2 separate regions of the Homo sapiens genome follow, and region 2 is linked to region 1. Evidence: chromatin loops called from intact Hi-C (ENCODE). Cell type or tissue: gastrocnemius medialis. All regions are shown on one strand. Each heading gives the region's core, and the rest is flanking DNA. Links, peaks and the distances in the headings are about the cores only.

Evidence for each region. Peaks named below come from ENCODE experiments on the same cell type or tissue, not always from the same donor. Only the 100,000 strongest peaks of a DNase experiment are listed, where the experiment ranks them.
Region 2: it touches region 1 in a loop (2.2-fold over the local background); 1 of 110 quality-filtered maps calls a loop at or near these places.

What each region holds. Positions count from the first base shown.
Region 1 is chr2:18,043,527-18,051,425 of GRCh38, reverse strand. No RefSeq gene overlaps it. Among named protein-coding and RNA genes, the nearest start is that of KCNS3, 170 kb to the right of the region's middle. RefSeq lists an enhancer at 2,782-3,981. In gastrocnemius medialis, for the core only: no CTCF peak of the experiment used is centred there; DNase peaks (open chromatin) are centred at 3,315 and 4,569; H3K27ac peaks cover 2,397 bases.
Region 2 is chr2:18,114,480-18,122,378 of GRCh38, reverse strand. No RefSeq gene overlaps it. Among named protein-coding and RNA genes, the nearest start is that of KCNS3, 240 kb to the right of the region's middle. In gastrocnemius medialis, for the core only: a CTCF peak has its summit at 4,541 (motif pointing right); DNase peaks (open chromatin) are centred at 2,198 and 4,553; H3K27ac peaks cover 1,218 bases.

The DNA of each region.
Region 1 (7,899 bases), core at 1,395-6,394:
GATACTCAGTTACATCTAGAAGGGATGTAACAGGGCCACCAGAAAAGGACTCGACTTTGCTTTCCAAAAGCCTAAGAGGCCTTCAGGCAAGGCAAAATGTGGCAGAAACATTGTGATAAGGAACATGACTCTCTGCCTCCACCATCCTTAAAAATTTAGAGGAACCTCCCTGGACCAAGCAATGGGGTGGGCATGAGAGATGGAGAAGGTGGTGAGAAAATAGAGCAGGGAGATCGGTGGGGCCCAGAGAGGAGAAGACCAAAGGGGGCCAGATGTGCTGGAAAAAAGACATTCTTAGCAAGGGCCATGGTAGAAGTTTGAGATCCCAGTACATGATTGCAAGATTTTACAAAAAGAAACATAAAAACACTTTGTTTTCCTAAGTCCCAGCCCTTCTGAGTCTTACCCGTGACTTTAAAAAATGCACACAATTGACAAGGCGTGGTGGCTCATGTCCATAATCCCAGTACTTTGGGAGGCCAAGGCAGGCAGACCACTATGTCAAGATATCAAGACCATCCTGGCCAACATGGTGAAATCCCGTCTCTACTAAAAATAAAAAAAAAAAAGCTGGGCGTGGTGGTGCATGCTTGTAGTCCCAGCTACTCAGGAGGCTGAGGCAGGAGAATCACTTGAACCCAGGAGGTGGAGGTTGCAGTGAGCAGAGATTGCACCACTGCACTCCAGCCTGGGCGACAGAGCAAAAGTCTCAAAAAAAAAAAAAAATAGAGAAGGCACACAATTTCTATGAGCCTTAATTTCTGCATGTGAAAATTGAGGGTTTGAGATAAGTGACTCCCTCCATCTCTCAGATAATAACACGAATAGTAGTCATTATAATGTTATTGGGATTTTTATGTGTTACTTTAAAATCTTTCTAAGAGCCACATTTTCCACATCAGAAAACAGAGTCAAAGAAGATGAGGAACCTGACCAAGCTCACACAGCTAGAAAATAGTCGAACTAGAACACGGAAAAAGATCCATCTGACTTCAAAGCTCTTGGCCTTTTCATCGCAATGACCTCTAATAGAAACTAAAGAGGCAGCGCCCCTACCTGAGATCCGAGGATCCTGTGGTTCTTTCATATCCAGATACCCAGGAAGCAGCTGACACAAGGAAAAGTTGCCCCTTCCTGGAGTGAGGGTGGCACGCCTCGGCAAATGGCCACTGTGCCTCACTCTCACTCAAGTAAGCAGATTGTCTGAGCCACCTATGGAATTCAGGACTTTCCAGTTTACCTGAGGAGTCACCACCACTGGCTGGAGAGAGCTGAAACACCCAGCGCTTCTGGGTCTCTGACTGGAGCAGAGACAGAATGATTCTTCCGGTGTTCCTATCACACATCCTCTCTTTGTATCTGGATTGTGGGTCTACACTTGTGTGCAAAGCTATGGTTTATGAACACCTCTCACAGTTAAATACAAGTGGAATTTTTTTTTTTTTAAACAGAAACACCTTTTGAGTAGATGACCTGCCACTATCCAGGTGTGTGACATAAGAAAATTTAAAATCCTCTCAGCTTCAGCTTTCTTATTTATGAAACAGAAAGATGTCCACATTAATCACAGGTGATTAGTAAAATTCAGTAAGGGTAGAGTCAGTGCCTTGTTCAGAGGGAGTGACCTCTGAACTTTCATAGCTTTCCTAGCTTGTGTGTCAGAGCAGGCAAGGGGGTCAGCCTCTAGTAAAACTGGCTCCTACCTTCATCGAGCTCCCACAGCATGGTCTTGAACTCATTTCTCACTTCTCACTTCTTATCTTCTCAGACAGATAAGTCTCTACCATTGTATTGTGAGCCCCGAGGGTCAGGATCAAGTGGATTCCTGCCTGAGTCTCCTACAGCCAAGCACAGGACCCAGCCAACGGGAAACGTGAGCTCCAGCAGTCCCCATTTAATCTCTGCAGGCCCATGTGCCCAGGGCCCAGAACCAGTGGGACACTGAGAAGAGCCCCACCTGAGGCCAGGCTGCTGCAGCAGGCACACCTGTTCTTCTAGGAGGCCATTGGATACAGCACCCACCACATCAGCCCATCAGCCCTGGCTTCATGTGTCAGGTGAGACCCATCATCCCACCTAATCAACACCTTTTCCAGGTTCCACCCCTTCCCCGCTGTTTGAGAATAATAACTTTTGAAAGAAAAATGTATAAAAATGATTGTTATGCTAAGCAATCTATAGTACCCAGAAGAGCAAATCCAGAAAAATATTGTGCTTGTATCTTTTAATCTATATTTATATTTTTACAGTGTTTGCTTTTATCTGGAAAAGATACACTATATATGTTGTGAGCTGAACTGTGTCCCCCAAATTCCACTTATTAAAATCCTAACCCCCAATACTTCAGAATGTGACTATGTGGAGATAAGGTCTTTAAAACATACCTGCATACCCCATCGTCTGGGCCACCCCAAAACTGCAGGTAAAAAGCAGAGTTGTTTAAGGTCTTTAAGAAGGTAATTAAGTTAAAATGAAAACATCAGGTTGGGTTCTCGTGCCCTCATCAGAAGAGGAGGCTAGGACACAGACACACACAGAGGGAAGAGCATATGAAGACACAGGGGAAGGCTGGGGACATCCAAAGCCAAGGAGAGTGGCCCAGGAGAAGCCAACTCACCAGCACCGTGAGCTTGGATTTCAAGCCTCCAGAACTATAAGGAAATACATTTCTGTTTGTTAAGCCACCCAGTCTGTGGTTCTTGGTTATGGCAGCTAAAGCAGGTAATATAGTACAGCATATCAAATGTTTCTTGCAAAAATCCATCCTTCCATAAATATACCCTCACAGAATTCTGATGTTCACTTTCTGTTTCTAAACACTGTGAAATATTTTAATTTGGGAAACAAATGGACTATGTATACATTTGTGTACTGACTAATAAAAAAATGCATTCCAGTGTAGCCAGAATTACTTTCGGTGTTGAGAACCCCAGCACCAAACCCCTATTCACCCTGACTAATCCATTACAGTGATAAGCCCGGATACAGAAGGACTTGGAAGGAGCACTGGTCCAGTTTCCAGAAATGTTGGATGAGGAAGAAGAGAACGGGAAGGCGGTGGTGGCGGTGGTAGCGTCCTACACCAAGATAATGAAGCCAGAGAAGGTGAAGACGTTCTGAGGACTTTTTGAGAAAATCATCTTATCCAGTGTCCCCCTTGAACTGCACAGAGGGGGTGGTACAGTGTCATGAAAGTCACAGGGGTGGAATGTTTTGAGGAGGGCATGTTAGCAGCATCGAATGCTCAGTTCACAGAGAGATAGGTTGGTGGAGTGCCAAGGGAGGATTTAATAGTCTCAGAGAGGCCTGGCAGTCTGGGGGCAGGGAGTGGCTGGAATGTGCCCTGAGGCACATGACTTAATCTTGAGCCATAGTTTCCTCCGTTATGAAACAGTTCATAATCTCACCTGTCACACAAGGCTTTTGAGATGATCAAATGATGTAAATCCCCTGTGAACAAATCATTAGACTGTGAGTACAGTAGTCCCCCCTTATTCATGGGGGATATGTGTCAAGACCCCCGGTGGATATCTGAAACCACATAGAGTATGAGATCCTATATATACTATGTACAAATTTCTTTTTCCATCTTCACAATTTCTCAAATAGATTTGTTCTCACTGCAGTTCTTCACAACCTCAGCATATGATTTTGTTTCTTTATTAAGTTGAGAACTTTCACCTTTCACTTAAAGAAAGCACTTTATGGCTTCTCTTTGGCATATTCAAATTGCCAGCATCACTGCTTTTGCACCTTGGGCCATTATTAAATAAAATAAAGGTAACTTGAACACAAGCATTGCCATACTGTGACAGCTGATCTGACAACCTAGAGGGCTACAAAGTGACAGGTGGGGAGGGTAGAGAGCATGGAGACACTGGACAAAGAGAGGATTCATGTCCCCGGCAAGACAGAGCAGGATTACATGAGATTTCATCATGCTATTCACAATGGCAGACAATTTAAAACTTATGAATCGTTTATTTCTGGAATTTTCCACTTAAAATTTTCAGACTGCCATTGACCATGGGTAACTGAAACCTCAGAAAGCAAAACCAGAATGCGTTAACAGAGTAGGTCTATGTTAGGCACAGCTGCAAGCACAGCTGACTCCTTGGGCCACCATGAGGACAATCAGTTAATTAGCCCTGGGAATGACCTAACATAATATGACCTAATTTAGCCCTCTGTGTCGCCAAATGAAATCAGCTGCTTGCTTTTTGCTTTTATAAAACTGCTTGAAGCACTTTGAAATTATTTAGGATAAAGAAGGAAACAAGCTCTGAGTGGGCTTGCATTTGATAGAATTTCTCCTCCGGTTTAAAGCAGGATGGTCAAGTGATGCTCAGGCAAGAGACAACCCAGTGCTGTCAGCATTCCAGAGACACATGGACGTGCACACACACAGTGGCATTCACTCCCAGGCAGGATTACCTCCTCAGCTCCACCCCATCGCCTGGGCCACCCCAAAACTGCAGGTAAAAGGCAGAGTTGTTTGAAAGATAGAGCAGTGAGCCCAGGATAAGGGCCCAGTCCAGGGAGGGCAAGGAGAGCTCTTGTGAGAGCTCAAACCAGGAATCCAGAAGAGGCAGCCACCAGACCACTGAGCATCTGCACTTCTTGGAAGCAGCTCCCATTCTGCTCAGAAGGCTTAGCCAAGAGTGTAATTAACTTGCCAAGTGACCTTGAGTGAATCACTTCCCCTTCTTGGTCTCCTTTGTGGTGACAGAGGGCTACAACCCAGCCTCAGAATATCAGGACTTCCCACTCCATTGGTAGCTGTCCCTTGAGCCATATTCTATCTCCTCTGGGATTCCAGCCCTGGCCTCTGTATAAGGGACAAGCTCTGGTTTATTTTTCCCACAAACGTTATTTAAAGTTTCTAAGACATGGCCATGGCATGCCAGTCCAACCCATTCTGTCAATTTGACACTGAAAATGCCTCTCCATCTGTCTCTTCCTCTCCATCCCCCATACCCACTGCCACTTCCACGGGCTGGATAGCATTATCTCTCTCCTAGACTGTGGCCTCAACTCCCGAATGGCTTTTCTGCCTCCAAGCTCGCTCTCTCCGATCAATTCTCTGCATAAGCATCCAGAGGGATATTTCTGAAACAGAAATTTAATGCTATAATTTTCCTGCCTAAAAGTACCATATGAATAACTATTAACTACAGGATCAAGTCCAAGCATGTCATCCATAACCCTCCAAATTTTGCATAATTCTCCAGCCTTCCCTTCTATGTTGTACTCACTGCATCTTAGGCTCTGCCCAACTTCAACTTTTCACCATTTTCATACAAGAATAGGACTTATCTACTGATCCCTTTGACTCCAGTGAACCAATAAACAACGTTTTATTTGTTAAGCAGAGTAAACTTCCATTTTTCTGTACTCATTAGTTCCAGAATTTTAATGGCAAAGGCCATCTTACTGATGTTATCAAGACGGTCACCAGTCTGGGTCAATGGTTTGTCCCACTGCAGCACAAGACACATAATCAGAAGTTAATGAGCCCATCACTTCCTCATTAATTAATCACAGTACATGGTATAAATGCAGTTATATCAAAGTCCATTGTTTTGGGGCTCTTCTTTTGTGCATATATGAAATTTAATCTTTAGAGAACAAATCTGTAAGATTCAAAGTCCAAATGTTTCTTAATACCAGCTCTATATATTCAAAGAAAGGGAAGTCAGACCTCTTGCAATGAATTCTCACAATGTACAACTTGAATATCAAATTCCTCCTTGCACACCCCATAAATAATCTCCTTTCAAACCACCTTTTATTTAACAGACTTATCTTGAGATTTACTATGCAAAAGATTCCATCTTCAGTACAGTCTTTGTCTTGTATTATTCTTAGGAAGAGCAGTGAGCAATTGCAGAGATTGCACTTAACCTCTGTGAGATGCTGATCCGTGGGAGTGTCTGTCACATGGAAAGAAAAGCATTTGCCTCATTTTCAAGGAAATCATTTCCAATGAACTCCAGTGCCAATTTTGCCATCTTGTCCAAAGTCCCCTCAGCAAAGTGTCAGAGCAATGCAGACAAAGTTATGCAATCAGGCTGTCTTGAAGCCAAGCCACAGAGGCCAGGCCCTGAGCTTCAGAGAAAGATGGCAGAGCCTCACTGAGGCAAGAGGCCATCTCACCACAGGCTGCAGTGCAGATCTCCAGGAAGCCCAGACTGAAGCATCTCCAGCCAGACACAAGATTTGATGTAACACAGCTTACCTGGTACATAAATCACCAGTGTGTGAGAGGGTCTCAGGAAAGCAGACAACTTCAAGCTACATTCACAGAAAGACAAGCCTTTGAACCCAATTTACCTTTAATTTGGGGCCACTTAATGCCTTTCATCAACTCCCATTGTCTTAGTTTAACAAATGGAATCATAAATTATGCAATCAACAGCAATTGCACTTATTTGCAATTAGAATTTGTCAGTGCTCTGCCTATGAATAATTAATACTAGGATAACCTTGATGGAGCGAGTGCACTTTGGAGGGGTGTACTGAATATTTAGGAAGTCTCCATTTGTGATCTCCGTTTTGGGTTGAAATGATCAACTGGTAAATCTCTCCAAATAGCATTCAATCCAGCAAGTCTACAGTGTCTTGAGCTAGAAACAAGAGCCAAGGCACAAATAATTCCAAAAATTTGTGGCTGGAAAGATTGTCAATGGAACTATCGTGTTCTTGTGCATACCCACCGAATAAAACTCCCTATTTGATTCTGAACCAAGTTGAGGGAACTGTCTTTGGGAATCACATCTTCTTTCATCTGTAAAGTGAGAATGAAGAAATTTGTGACTCTTAAGTTCCATTCTGGATTTTAAATTTTTGAGACACCCAACTTTTTTTTTTTTTTTTTTTTTTTTTGAGACAGAGTCTCACTCTGTCACCAGGCTGGAGTGCAGTAGCGCAATCTCAGCTCACTGCAACCTCCGCCTCCCAGGTTCAAGCGATTCTCCTGCCTCAGCCTCCCAAGTAGCTGGGACTACAGGCATGCACCACCACACCCAGCTGATTTTTGTATTTTCACTAGAGATACGGTTTCACCACGTTGGCCAGGATGGTCTCAATCTCTTGACTTCGTGATCCTCCCACCTTGGCCTCCCAAAGTGCTGGGATTACAGGCATGAGCCACCACGCCTGGCAGAGACACCCAACATTTTTAACTGTAGTCCATGAGTCCCCAGTAGATCTATATATAGAACTATATTTCAATATAATTATTCTTGTTCAGCCTAATGTTTTATTTTATGTATTTATGTATTTAAAAACAGTATTCTGTGAAAGGACTGATCACCTTCACCAGAGTACCAAACAGACCCATGGTGCCAAAAAAGGTTGAGTCTTAGACAGGATGACAGATATATGCACATATGCAACAAACACATGAAATTTAATCTTAGTCCAACCAAAGAGAAAATGTGGGAGACAAATGATAAATCTACAAATAGCAGTGCTGGGAAGGACCTTTTCAATTGTCCATCCCAGGCCCCTAACCTCCTCATCTCCAGAGCGAGAATTCCTCTACAGCCCACCTGGCAGACCAAAAAGTCCATTCCCAACCACCTCACGTAATTCATCTGACAATCCTGTAAGGTGGGTGCATCACTATCCCAATTCTACCAGTGAAACTGACCCTTGGAGAGGGTAATTGACTTGCTCAAAGCCTAGAGTCAGCCTTCTGACTTCAAATATTTGCTATATTACTTTGCCATGTTAGTCACCAGACTTGGATACATTAAATAAAACTTTATCAACAAAATCCAGGAATGTGATTTATAATTATAGAAAAATTAAACTCAAATCTAAATATCTTATAGTGGGGGAAGTGGTGAATTCTTTCCTTCATAGGAAAATAACCAAAAATACCCATTTTCCAGG
Region 2 (7,899 bases), core at 1,431-6,430, 71 kb before region 1:
TCACCAAAATTCATGCCATAAACATATCCATCACCTCCAAAAGTCTTCTCCACCATCTTTATTTATTAGTAGTAGTAGTAATAAGAACAGTTAATATAAGATCTTTCTTAGTACATTTTAAGTATGCAATACAGTTTTGTCTATTATAGGCATTATTCTGTGCAGTGGGTCTCTATGATCTATATTCATCTTGTGTAACTAAATCTTAGTAGCCTTTGACTAGTAACTCCAGTTTCCGCCTCCCCCCGACCCCTGACAACCACCATTCTATTCTCTTCTTTTATAAGTTTGACTATTTTTAATTCCACACATAAGTGAGATCATACAGTATTTGTTCTTCCGTGTTTGGCATATTTCACTTAACACAATGCCCTCCAGGTTCATCCATGTTGTTGAAAATGACAGGATTTTTTTTTCTTTTTATGCCCCAAATAATATTCCATTCTATGCATATACCACATTTTCTTTAACCATTCATCCATCAATAAACATTCAGGTTGCTTCCACATCTTGGGTGATGTGATGTTACAATGAACGTAGGAGTACAGACATCTCTTCAAGATCCTAATTCCTTTGAGTATATACCCAGAAGTGAGAGAGACTGCTGGTTCACAGGGTAGGTTTAATGTTAGGTTGTTTTGGGGGCTTTTTTTTTTTGGTATGTTTGTTTTAGTTTTAGTTTTTGTTTTGAGAAACCTCCATACCCATTTTCCATAGTGGCTGCACCAATTTACATTCCTACCAACAGCGTACAGGGTTCCCTTTTTATCCATATCCTCACCAACATTTGCCTTTCATCTTTTTGAGAATAAGCAATCTAACAGGTGTGAGGTGATATCTTATTGTGGTTTTCATTTGCATTTCATTGATAATTAGTGATGTTGAGTACATTTTCATATATCTGTCGGCCATTTGTATGTCTTCTTTAGAGAAATGTCTACTAGTTCCTTTATCAATTTTTTAATCTGATTATTTGATTTTTTGCTATTGAGTTATATGAGTTCCTTATGGTTTGAATGTTAATCCCTTATCAGATGTGGTTTACAAATATTTTCTCGCATTTTTAGGTTGTCTTTTCATTTCATTGATTATTTCCTTTGCTTTGCAGAAGCTTTTTAGTTTCATATAATCCCACTCATCTATTTTTGCTTTTGTTGCCTGTTTCATATCCGAGAAATCATTGCCAAGGCCAATGTCAAGAAGCTTTTTCCCTATATGTTCTTCTTCTGTTATGATTATTATTACTACTACTGCTGCTGCTGCTAGTATTATTGCTTCCTCTCTGTCTGTCTTGTCAGTTGGTCTAGCAGTTGAGCCAGAAAGCATTTATTCCTACGTTCTTTTTAACCTTCATAATGCTACAGTACCAGTAGAGGATCTTAAAACATGGTCAGGTTTATTTTCCTAAAATTTAACAGCTGAGTTCAGCAAACATCTATTGAATCTTTTCAATATGTCAATAAGTGTGGTAGACAGATGCCTCTGTACATATAGATTAAGGAAGAAGCCAATCTATGGTGTGATTTCAATGGTAACATAAATGCCATGCAGTCCTCTCCCAGATTTCCTTTTTCTGATGCTTGCTGCTCTGAATTCAACCACTTATGCACTATTTGTTTAGTTTACTCTCAGTCAAAATGTAAACTCCCCTGGGAGAGCTTTTTTGTTGTTGTTGTTCTTTCAAAACTTCTGTTTGTAATGGAGGGACTGGAGAGCATTTTCCTGAAAGCAAAAGAGAGTGAGGATTCCAACAACTAAAGGAGGAAGGGGATGCAAGGCATCTAAGACAGTGACTTGAGACCAAGTCAGTCCTTACCCAGCCTTTTTCAAGGGAAAGGCTACAAAGCAACTGCCAGAGAGCTGCATTGCTGGATGGAATGATTACCTCAGTGAGGACCAAGTGTGTGGCCCACCTGGAGCCTTCCATAGAAGATAATGTCTGTCTTGTCCCTATCTATCCCTCTGGGGTCACATGAATTCCACCGAAGCTGCAGCACTAACCCATCCCAGGAGCTGGTAGGATATATGGCTCCTCTCCCCACTGCCATCTTTGTCCTGAATTGGTGATAGCATTCTGAATCTATGAGCTTCCCAGTGTCAGCTCTGGTTGGACATTCTCTTGGGAACAAAGCCAGGCAGAGACACAGGGTAAGAGCTGATGATGCCTCCTGCCTGCCATTGCTACATTTGGTAGCCTGCCAGTCTAATTGCCAGAGAGCGGTTCACCAGCTTCCAACTGCCTTCAGTTTCATTTCCAAAGAGCAATGCTGACAAGTGATCGCCTCCGTGTCTCCTGGCAACAGCCAACTTATAAACACACATAATTAACCTCCCCTGTCATCATGGAAGAAATATGTTTAGATGGTTTAGAAATTCAATTTAATTTGGTAAGTCATACACCAGGCCTGGCCTGACTCCCATGAAGGAGTCAGAGTTGTATAAATAATGTCTCTTGCCCTCAACAACCTAGTAATGTACTGGAGAAGAGAGACTCAAACACAGAAACGGACCCTTAGTAGCATCTAAGAGAAGTCTGATTAAAAGATGCATGGAAGCTGACTGTCTCTGGTGTGCAGCAGGGTGAAATATTTATAAAGAGAGATGTTTTCTCAATTGGAATGGATTCCACATAAAAAAGTGTGAGAAATTGGTACTGACCATATTAAGCGTAAGAGAACAAGCTACTGAAGGCGAAAAAGCAGAGAAGGCAGGGCACCACAGCAGAAGACACAGCCCGTGCAGGACAGAGGGAGGAAGGCTAAGACTTACACATGGTCTGGTGCAGCGGAAGTTTGTGGAGACCACGTGGCAGAGATGAGGTTGGTGTGAAGGAAGCTGGGATCAGATTATGGATTATCAAGAGCTTTGAGATTCTGCTAAGAAACTTCTTCTTTCAAGTAATTAGTGTTTGACAAAGGTCAAACACTCCCCGCTGTGTTTTAGGAAAGGTAATGTAGCGGCTGGATGGGGAGGACCTGTGATGCAGGCCAGATACCAGGGAAAAATAGGAAACAGTTATCTATTTCCGAGACCCTGGCGGACCCCACTCAAAGGCAAACTGCAAGGGGAGAATGGGAACAATCAAAGCCATGAGTTCTGAAAATAGCCTCTATCTATGTACATTGATAAGCTTTCCCATGGAAAATGGGTAGCTGGTAGATTGTCTGAGCCTCAGTCTACATCCCAGTGAATGCTGGCAAACACAGATAGAACCCTGGGACCAGAGACAGGCTCCAAATTCAACAGTCATGCATCCGCTGAGTCCCCAGGGGCCTGAGCACAGTGGGCTAAGCCCTGTGCAGGAGAGTCCTGAGCTTTCTAGAGCGTTCCTCTTGACAGACAGATCTACCCAGTTCAGAGCTACCCTGTTACCCAAAATCCCTGTAGAAAACTCCAAGGAGACTTGGAGCAAGGAAACACCACATTCGCTGACTCACTCTCTCATCTACAGCACAAATATTTGTGGAGTTCACTCCAATGATTAAATCCTTTCGACAAAGGGAAAGGACTTTACAGTGCTCTTTATTAGTTATTGGATTTTCCATTTCTCAATGCGAGGGTGGAGAAGAAGATGCAATAAAGGCAAACAGTTTGAAATTGATTGTTTGCTTCTCTCCAGGGTAATTTCCTGGTAACTGACAAAATACACAGACTATTAGAAGCATTCGTGGACTTATGGTAAAATCTTTTTCTTTGTATTTTATATTTTTAAAAATCCCTTAAGCCACAGTTTTGTTTTTAATATAGGGTCTGGAGGTTGGTGGCCCTCTTCTCACAGCTCCACTGGGCAGTGCCAAAGTAGGGACTCTGTGTGGGGGCTCCAACCCCATATTTCCCTTCTGCACTGCCCGAGCAGAGTTTCTACATGAGACCCCTCCCCTGCAGCAAACTTCTGCCTGGACATGGTTGTATTTTGAATTGTGAGGACATGAGATTTGGCAGGGGCAGGGATGGAATGATACGGTTTGGCTGTGTCTCTACCCAAATCTCATCTTGAATTGTAATTCCCATAATCCCAACCTGTCAGGGGAGGGACAAGGTAAAGATAGTTCAATCATGGGGGCAGGTTTTTCCTGTGCTATGCTCATGATAGTGAATAAGTCTCCCAAGATCTGATGGTTCTATAGGGTGCAGTTCTCCTGCACAAGCTCTCTTGCCTGCCCCCATATAAGACATGCCTTTGCTCCTCCTCTGCCTTTCACCATGATTGTGAGGCTTCCCCAGCCATGTGAAACTGTGAGTCTATTAAACCTCCTTTTCTTTGTGAATTGCCCAGTCTTGGGTATGTCTTTATTAGCAGCATGAGAACAGACTAATACAGGGAGAAAAAAAGAAAGAGAAAACCACAAAACAACCAAAAAAATAAAAAAATGGCAGATGTAAGTTCTTTCTTATTGATGATAACATTTAATGTAAATTGACTAAACTCTCTAATAAAAAGACAAAAAGTGAAACAAAAAATGAGAATAATAACACAAACCTCATACGGCAGCTGTGTGCAGGTTCACCATCATGTGGCAGTGGAAAGCACTGCATTGCAGAGCTCTAGGGGGCGCCTTTCACAAAGACTACAAAGTAAATGGTGCCTGCTGCAGCTGAGCAGTGTACAACCTGCACAACCATATGGGGCAGCCCTGGCTCTGAAAGAAGATCAGGGGAATTAAGGCTATGAAACCACTTATTAAACTGTAACAGCTGTTGTAATTATCACAACTATTGTCAGGGATATCCAAAGGAATGCCTGAATCCCAACAGTGATCTGCCTCTAGCCAGGAGCATTACTGAGCCATGAGCAGCTTGAATTGAAGACCAGACAGCAACGAAATCCTAAACACTGCAAATGGAAAATCTTACAGGCCATTTGACCTGTGGAAGAAAGTAGATCAGGGATTCCAGAAAAATGGAGCAAATGTGAACAGTAGCAGATGTACGTTGTGTTTACTTCGCTCCAGACATTCTTCAAAGCATGTTACATGTATTGTCTCATTAAATCATCACTCCCACTCAATTAGTGGGTACTGTTATCACATCCAATTTACAGACGACAAAATGCTACACAGGACATTAGGCATTAGACCAAGCTACCATGGTTTGTTTGTAAGCAGTGGAACAGAGAGCTGAACCCAGGCAGTCATCTCCAGGGCCCGTGATCTCAACCACCTCCCTGGTCTGAGCAGAGGACAAACCTTACTGCACCATGAGGCTTCCTATGCAGAGTCTGAGCATCAGCCATCCATTAGGGAAACAGACAAGGCCAACAAATCAAGCACAGAGGGTGCCTTGAGCACTTCCTAGATGCTCTGTAAACTCCATGGGCCCAAGGAGGAGAGTATAAAAACATGACAAGGTTTCTGCCTTTCAGGAGCTCACGCTGTATCTAAGACAATACTAAGGCAAAAACAAAAACAAAACAGGAGATAATTAATCAAAAAAGCACATTCAATCATGTGGTAGGGGTTAAGCATCCCTAATCCAAAAGTCTGAAATCCAGAATGTTCCAAACTCTGAAACTTTTTGAGCACAGACATGATGCTCAAAGAAAATGCTCATTGGAGCATCTCAGATTTTGGATTTTCAGATTAAGGATGCTGAACTGGTATAATGCAAATATTCCAAAATCAAAAAAAAAAAAATCTGAAATCCAAAACACTCTGGTCCCAAGCATTTTGGAAGAGGGAACTCAACCTGTACCATGCAGAAGGATTTCTAGCAAAAGAAAAGTATTTTCTGAAAGGTTTTCTGAAGGGTCTGGAGCCTGATTAGGGTTTTGGAAAGAACAATTTGAAAGGAGGTGGTAGAGGGAGGTGGCTCTCTCCAAATTTCTCTCTCTCGGTGTGGATCCGGGTGTGGGTGAGTCATTGAGGCAGAGATACTACTCTGACTTGCCAGAGATACTACTTGTAGAAATTAGTTGAAGGGAAAAACAAATAATCTGGATATGATGGCAATAGTTTCCGCCCCAAGCTGATACTCATTTTGTCTTTTATATTGCTCCCTTGATGAAGGAGGTGAGGTTTTTACATTATTATAAAGCAAATAAAACCATGAATGATGTTTGATAATATATATAGCTCATTTTATGTACCTTTAGGTAATTTTATTATGTAATACTTATGTAGCTTTTATATTATACAATATTTATATCAGGTTTCAACAGTTATAAAGTCTTCCCCTTCTTTGGAACTATATTAGTCCATTTTCACACTGCTGATAAAGACATTACCAAGACTGGGTAATTTATAAAGAAAAAAAGGTCTAATGGACTCAGTTCCACATGGCTTGGGAGGCCTCGCAATCAAAGCAGAAGGTGAAAGGCATGTCTTACCTAGTGGCAGGCAAGAGAGAACATCAGAGCCAAGTGAAAGGGGAAACCCCTTATCAAACCATCAGATCTCAAGACTTATTCACTACCATGAGAATAGTATGGGGGAAACCACCCCCATGATTCAATTATCTCCCACCAGCTCCCTCCAACACCATGGGGGAATTATGGGAGCTACAATTCAAGATGAGATTTGGGTGGGGACACAGCCAAACCACATCATTCTGCCCCTGGTCCCTCCCAAATTTTATGTCCTCACGTTTCAAAACCAATCATGCCTTCCCAACAGTCCCCCAAAGTCTTAACTCGTTTCAGCATTAACTCAAAAGTCCACAGTCCAAAGTCTCATCTTAGACAAGGCAACTCCTTTCCATCGATGAACCTGTAAAATCAAAAGCAAGTTAGTTACTTCCCAGATACAATACAGGTACAGGCATTGGGCAAATAAATCCGCTCCAGATAGGAAAATGGCCAAAACAAAGGAGCCATGCAAGTTTGAGATCCAATAGGGCAGTCATTAAAACTTAAAGTTCCAAAATGATCTCTTTTGACTCTATGTCTCACATCCAGAGCACGCTGATGCAAGAAGTAGGCTCCCATGGCCTTGGGCTTTGCAGGGTGCAGCCCCCCTCCTGGCTGCTCTCACAGCTGGCATTGAGTATCTGCAGGTTTTCCAGGTGCACAGTGCAAGCTGTCGGTGGATCTACCATTCTGGGGTCTGGAGGACAGTGGCCCTCTTCTCACAGCTCCATTAGGCAGTGACCCAGTAGGGACTCTGTATAGGGCTCCAACCCCACATTTCCCTTCCACACTGCCCTAGCAGAGGTTCTCCATGAGGGCCCTGCCCCTGCAGCAAAATTCTGCCTGGACATCCAGGTATTTGCATACATCCTCTGAAATCTAGGCAGAGGTTCCCAAACCTCAATTCTTGATTTCCATGCACCCACAGGCTCAATACCACATGGAAGTTGCCAAGACTTGGGGTTTACACCCTCTAAAGCAACAGCCCAAGCTGTACCTTGGCCCCTTTTAGCCATGGCTGGAGTGGCTGGGATGCAGGGTACGAAGTCCCTAAGCTGCACACAGCAGGGGGACCCTGGGCCTGGCCCATAAAACCAATGCTTGCTCCTAGGCCTCCAGACCTGTAATGGGAGGGGCTGCCAAGAAGGTTTCTGACAAGCCCTGGGGACATTTTCCCCATTGCCTTGGTGATTAACATTTGGCTCCTTATTACTTATGCAAATTTCTGTAGCCAGCTTGAATTTCTTCTCAGAAAATGGGGTTTTCTTTTCTATTGCATGGTCATGCTGCAAATTTTCCAAACTTTTATGCTCTGCTTCTTCTTGAACGATATGCTGCTTAGAAATTTCTTCCCGCAGATACCCTAAATCATCTCTCTCAAGTTCAAAGTTCCACAGATTTCTAGGGCAGAAGCAAAATGCTGCCAGTCTCTTTGCATCGCAAGAGTGACCTTTACTCTAGTTCCCAATAAGTTCCTCATCTCCATGTGAGACCACCTCAGCCTGGACCATATTGTCCATATCACTATCAGCATTTTGGTCAAAGCCATTCAACAA